Regions from separate parts of the Homo sapiens genome. Here region 1 is linked to region 2. A link is a contact called in ENCODE Hi-C or POLR2A ChIA-PET data. All regions are on one chromosome and are shown on one strand. Each heading gives the region's core, a stretch centred on a gene start or an enhancer-like site at or near the end of the contact. The rest is flanking DNA. Distances are from core to core; before and after follow the strand shown. Region 1 overlaps SH3RF3 (SH3 domain containing ring finger 3). Region 2 holds the start of LIMS1 (LIM zinc finger domain containing 1).

Region 1 (3,018 bases), core at 316-2,815, 680 kb before region 2:
ATATATCTATCCCTTATGCTAATAACATAGTTTTGATTACTATTGCTTATAGTACATTTTGAAATCAGGAAGTGTGAGTCTTCCAACTTTGCTCCTCCTTTTCAAGATTGTTTTGGTTATTTGGGGTCCCTTGAGATTCCATATAAATTTTAGAGTGCTTTTTTACTATTTCTCTAAAAAACGCCATTGGGGTTTTGATAGAGATTGCCCTGAATCTGTAGATCACTTTGAGTAGTAGTGTCATCTCAACAATATTAAGTCTTCCAATCCATGAACAAGAGATGCATTTCCACTTATTTGTATCAAAAACATGTTGTAGTTTTCAGTGTGCCAATCTTTCACCTCTTTGGTCAAGTTTATTCCCAAGTATTTTATTCTTTTTGATGAGATTGCAAATTGAATTTTTTATTTCCTTTTCGGATTGTTCAAGTCTATAGAAATACAACTGAACTGTGAGCTTTAATTTTATATTTTGCAACTTTGCCGAATTCATTTACTAGCTCTGAAAACTCTGAGAACTCCTTAGAGTTTTCTATGCATAAGATCGTATCATCTGCAAACAGAGATAATTTTACTTTTTTTTTTCCAATTTGGAAGCCAATAATTTATTTTCCTTCCCTAATTTCTCTGTCTAGAGCTTCCAATTCTATGTCGGATAAAAATGGCTGTTCTTCCTCCTTTTGCAATACTAAAATGTTCCTTGTTTTATTAAGTGATGGTGAAAATTTTTTAACATTTTACTTGGCAAATTAAAGAAGTAGAAACCTTATGTAATTACACAAAATGTTTTGGAAATAATACTGAGCCCCCCAAAAAAGTGCTGAGCAAAAACGGTAGTCTGAGAACAACTCAAATACATTCTCTCATGGAAGCTCCCAAGTTCAGGATCCTCCCATGCTCCAGGCGGTAGCCCCTCTATCCTCATTGTGAATGGGGTGTGAGCGAGAGAGGTGGAACTCCACAAAGCCAGTCATGTGCAATGCCAGTTGATGGAAAGTTGGGAACCATCCAAATTAAGGTCAGCTAAATGAGGACTGAGCCCCCAAATGGCACTGCAGCCAAGAAAGAGAGGTCAGTGCCCATAACAGGCATAATCCCAGAACAGAAACAGTGAGGAAGAGAGACACACCCCTCTACAAGCCTGGTCCGTGCAGGGAAGGCAGGGCTCTCACCTGGTTCTTGTCTTTCTCCACCTATATATTTTTAATTGCATTGATTGTGGGTTTGTGTGTTTGTGTGTGTGTTTGATTAATCACCTCTAATGTATTTTTAGCAAGGAAGAGAAGCATTAAAGAAACAGCAAATATAGTCAGAGCCCAAGTCAGTGGCTATTTTTGTTTTCACTTAGAGAACAAAGTGCCAAAGTCCAGCCATGATGAAAGGGCAAGAAAACACCACCCTCCCTCACTCCTGCTGGCCGGCAGGGCCTGCTCCTATGCCCAAACTGTGCATTTCTGTGTTGCTTTTTGGCTGAGAGGAGAGGTGATGAGGCTGTATTTTGACCGAGAGATGAAAAGGTCTATTGTTTGATTTTGTGGTCAGAAGGCATCCGTACCACACACCCTTCCATCTGCTCTTCTATTTCTGCCTAATAAGCAGCACCACATAGGTTTGTATAGCAGAAAGGAAGTGGAAACTGAAGCTCGTTTTGTTAAGCATAACATTTTCACTCAAAGACTGTTTCTAGAACATTTCATCCAGCAACTCAGAAGCCCATATTTTGAATTGAAAGGACAATTCTGGTGAAGTAGAAGAAATCCACACCTTCCTCTAAGCCACAAAAACGGGGGCAAGAGAGCCAAGAAAGTTTCAAATAAATACTGAAATGTCTTTTTTTGTGCCATGCCACATGAAGGACCCTGATGAAAACTAAATTTTGTCACGTGCCTCAGAAACTGGTGAGGCCAGGCAGGATTTTTTTTTTTTAATAGAACAGAAAAGGAGAGGACAATGGTTTTCTGTCTCTACTCAGTTTCCAAAAACCTCTATTGACTACTCTTACCACAACACAGCACCCCTCCCCGCAGCTGTCTGCCACTTGCTTCACTTGTGGCACCTGGTTCCATCCAAGCAAACTCGAGTCCGCACACCTGTGGGAAGGCAACCGGCAGGAGCAAGGCAGAGCCCTCGAGGGAAAGGTCCTGGCTGAGCTGTCTTGCAAGGCCACCCACAGCCGGGCCAGCTCCCTTGTGCCAGGCCACAACAGAGATCCCCTGTATGGGGGAGATGGGGGCTCCCCTGCCTGGGGGAAGCTGGTGGTGTCCAGCCTGCCCAGCACCACAGCCAGGCCAGCAATCAGATGCAGGCGGGAGAAGAATGATCTATTAGTTGAGTGGCCATAGTTATTTGGTGTTAGGCAACACCCCACCCTCCCCCAAAAAGGTCTTCGGACATCTGGTCTTCTAGCCGGTGAGAGAGCTTCCTCATCTCATTCCCATCACTGGCAGGTTGTTCTCATTCTGGTGGACTGATTCTGTTTATAACACATGCAGGATGTGGTAGGTCCTGGTAGAGAAAAATCTGCCGGAAGCTCAACATTCTAAAGATACTTGAAGTCTGGGGAAGCCCGGGATGACTTCTTCCTATTACTAAGATGTGGAGTGAGTCTATTTACCAATCGTGGCCATAAACCTGGAGCTGAGACAAACCATCTGGTGAGCAGACTAAGGTCAAGATCAGGGTGATGTTCAGATGGGAATTTGACCTGTAGCCTCATTCACGATATGGTAAGTGCAGTTCCAAATACGTATCTACAAAGAGAACAACCAAGGTTCTCCAAGGACTCTGTATTTGAAAAACCATAATAAAAGATACCCAAAAGGTTCAATGGAAGACAGAATTTTATTAAAAGAGTGATTGCTCCCAGAATATTGTCTACAGAAAACAACCCCAAGTGTCCATGAGCAGACGAATGAATAAACAAGATGTGGATGACCGTACGATGGAATAGGATTTAGCCTTAAAGAGGAAGGAGATCTGACACACACTGCAGCATGAATGAGCCTAGAGGACACTGTG
Region 2 (3,476 bases), core at 152-2,651:
CCATTTTTACGGGAAAGAACAACTGACAAACTAGGGTTATTTAAACCTGTATTGCCGGACACTTCCTTGAAACTGAACAAAGTGAGTCTGTCACTTTGAGGAAAACAATTGACAATATTTTGCTCCCAATGATAAAAAGCAAGCTTTCAACCGAAAATGAGAATTTTGGAAAACTTGTAAACACCACCTTGTATCTGACGGCTTTTAACATAAAGACTTTCCTAATGAAATCAATAGCGATGGTAACGAATGTTATTCGGCGCTATTAATGAAATGCGTCAGCTTGAGATCTGCCAAACTCAGTGAGCCAATATCTTCCAAACGACAAATATATGGTGTTACAATGGGTAACAGCTGCATTCAAACTGCAAGACAGACCAAGGAATTTTAACGTAACTGTGTGCAAAGGCCACTGACAGGAGCTTTAGCTGCATTCAAACTGCAAGACAGACCAAGGAATTTTAACGAAACTGTGTGAAAAGTCCGCTGACAGTAGCTTCAGATTCCACGTCCAAACCAGCCTTTGAGAAACTTCCACTTACGTAGTTTTGGTGTAGTAATAAAGAATACCCATAATTATCTGAAACAGCTATTAAGACAGTACTCACTTTTCCAACTACACATCTGTGTAAGATCAGATTTTCTTCATATAAAAACATACCGCAACAGACTGAACTGCAAAGGAGATGGGAGAACGTAGTTGTCTCTACTAAGTCAGACAACTCAAGAGATTCGCAAACTGTAAAGGACGCCAGTCGTCCCACGAACTCTTTTGTTTTAGCAAAACCCTATGTTGCATAAAAATGTGGTATGTACGTTAACATACCACGGATTTATTCAATGAGTTAATAGTAACTTCAGTGTCTCGGTTTTCCTTTCTAGTACAGTCTATGGAGATAGCCACCATTCCAGGTCCTCTAGTCCCAAGAGGGGTCCTGAGACCAAGACGTCTGCGACCCGCTGATCCCTACTGCTAGAAGATAAATGATTAGCTCGGCAAATACTGATTTGTCTTATGGAACTCTCGGAGCAGCGGGGCGGCGTCAGCGCCTGTGCCACCGCGGACACCCGGGAGTGAACAGCAGCCGTCTCCTCCGCGGGCCCGGACGCAGCCACGCCGCCACCCGAGCGCTGGGGGTCGGGGCTCCGGCCGACCGGGGGAGGCCGCGGGGAAAGCCCGGCCGCCCGCCCGCGCCAGGCCCGGCCCGGCCCGGCCCGAAGGCCCGCCGGGAGCTGCGGGGCGGACGTGGCGGGGGCCGCGCGGTGCGGCCCGTACCTGTGGGTCATCCCGGCCGCCACGCCCAGCATCTCTCCGCTTTCGGCCGCCGCCGTCTCTCAGCCCCTCGTCTCCCGGCGCCGCTCCAGCCGCGTCCTAGTCCCTCGCCGCCGCGGCCGGCTACTGGCGGGCCCGGAGCAGGAAGGGGAGGAAGGCCAGGGGCCGGCCGCGCGGGGGCGCGGGAGGGGGGGGAAGGCGAGGCGGGCCGCGCGGGAAGGCGGGGGAGGGGCGGGAGCGGCTGGGCAAGGAGGGGCGGGGACTGGCGGGGCGGGCGCCGAAGGGCGCGGACTGGAGAGGTAGGCGCGGGGGGGCGGGGCGTTGCGGGGCGGGGCGCGCATCAGACCCCGCCCCAACCCGTGGCTCGGGCCCGCCCCCATTTCAGCACCCCAGGCTAGTCTGGGAGGCTGGCGCAAACGCAGCGGGTGGCTGGGGTAGGGGCTCATTGGGAGCCCACGGAGCGCGGCGGCGGCTCGGGGGCCGAGTTCCCTACAACAAGGATGGCGGTGACGGGCGCAGGGAGCGGGGCCCGGCTCTCCTTGCCTCGAGGCTCCTCTGATTCCACTCGCGTGGCTGCGCGGCCCTGGCAGCGGCCTTCGTCCCGGGGGTGGGAGCTACACAGGGTTCCGCCCCGTCCTGGCGAGGACGCCTGAGGGGGCTCTGTGGTAAGGCTCTGTCGGGCAGGCCGGGCTTCCGGGAGGACCTGGTCTGGATCGGTCACCGCTGGGTGCCTGAGCTCCGCATGGAGCCTGCAGCCTTTGTTTAACTTGTGAGTTAAGAAAAGTTAACCTTTCTTGGAGAGTTTCCAGTCTTGCCTCTGCATCCTGTTCTTCCTTGCTAGCTCTCATTTTCTTCACCCATTCCGTCTATCAAAACCTGAAATTTTGGGGCCGGCGCAGTGGCTCACGCCTGTAATCCCAGCACTTTGGGAGGCTGAGGCAGGCGGATCACCTGAGGTCAGGAGTTCGAGACCAGCCTGACCAACATGGAGAAACCCCGTCTCTACTAAAAATACAAAATTAGCCGGGCGTGGTGGTGGCACATGCCTGTAATCCCAGCTACTCGAGAGGCTGAGGCAGGAGAATCGCTTGAACTTGGGAGGCGGAGCTTGTGGTGAGCTGGGAGATCGCGCCACTGCACTCCAGCCTAGGTAACAGGCTCCGTCCCAAAAAAAAAAAAAAAAAAAAGTGAAATCTCCAAAGGATTTAATAGATTTAATAGATAAGACAAGTTATTCATCCTGGGCATAAATGATCTCTCTCAGGATACCTGATTCTGTAACTATAGCTACTCTCTAGTAATAGAATGAAAACTTTGGTCTCCTGCCAGTCGAGGCATGTCGGAGGAAAACACTGGATCTATTTGATGTCCTCACATGAAAGTAAATTCCAAACAAAGCAAATAGTTAAATGTTCAAAAAACAAAAAAAAAAAAAAAAAAAAAGAGAGAGGTTATGAAAATACCAGAAGAAAACAAGGGAAAAAAACAAAAGTAAGGTTGGAGTGGTGAGAGACTTTTCAAAGAGCATATAAACCATAAAATTAAAAATTGATAAATGTAGGCCGGGCACGGTGACTCACGCGTGTAATCCCAGCACTTGGAGAGGCTGAGGTGAGTGGATCACCTGAGGTCAGGAGTTTGAGACCAGCCTGACCAACATGGTGAAACCCCGTCTCTAATAAAAATACAAAAATTTCACCGGTTGTGGTGGCGGGGTTCCTGTAATCCCAGCTACTTGGGAGGCTGAGGCAGGAGAATTACTTGAACCTGGGAGACAGAGGTTGCAGTGAGCCGAGATCGCGCCATTGCAGTCCAGCCTGGGCGACAGAGCAAGACTCTGTCTCTAAATAAATAAATAAAAATTGATAAATGTAACTACATAGAAATCTAAATTTTCTGCATAGCAAATAAATATAACAAACCCCAACCAAGAAAAATATTTGTAAAATGTATGACAAAAAGTTCTAAATTATTAAAAAAGTTCTAATTATTAAAAAAATCAGTACAAAAATGTTCAACTCAGAGAAAAACAGGTTTCTACAGAAAAATACAAATGATTTCTTAAAGTATCATAAAACAAAAATAAAATACAATTTTTCACAAATGCAAAGATGAAAAGTTTGACTATATATTGTTTTGATGAGGATATAGGGAAACCCTTTTTTCCTCCCCTAGAGGAGGCCTCTCTATGTTACCCACACTG

The links. Hi-C counts contacts between places; a loop is a spot of excess contacts on that map. ChIA-PET counts read pairs that join two places held with the same protein, here RNA polymerase II (POLR2A). Pooled maps may share reads with other maps.
Region 1: a pooled map shows a loop between it and region 2 (3-fold over the local background). The contact joins the enhancer-like site here to the promoter of LIMS1 in region 2. A Hi-C loop is called at or near these places in 2 of 37 single-sample maps with no recorded cell type and 5 of 50 pooled maps. POLR2A ChIA-PET finds 5 or more read pairs at or near these places in 1 of 52 experiments (GM12878).

The regions. Positions count from the first base shown.
Region 1 is chr2:109,217,063-109,220,080 of GRCh38, reverse strand. The region is part of intron 1 of SH3RF3 (SH3 domain containing ring finger 3); the gene reads right to left. It also overlaps a transcript of RANBP2 not described here. Among named protein-coding and RNA genes, the nearest start is that of MIR4265, 77 kb to the right of the region's middle. Within about 2 kb of position 1,565, at least 6 of the 41 ENCODE cell types and tissues checked have a DNase peak (open chromatin) inside an H3K27ac peak, as active enhancers do; they include GM12878, where a contact is called at or near this core.
Region 2 is chr2:108,532,395-108,535,870 of GRCh38, reverse strand. It overlaps LIMS1 (LIM zinc finger domain containing 1), which reads right to left and starts at 1,401. Exons shown (of 10, transcript NM_001193483.3): 1 at 1,277-1,401. The coding sequence starts at 1,308. GCC2-AS1 (GCC2 antisense RNA 1) reads left to right here and starts at 1,652. Exons shown (of 3, transcript NR_135290.1): 1 at 1,652-2,042. RefSeq lists silencers at 1,156-1,755, 2,244-2,538.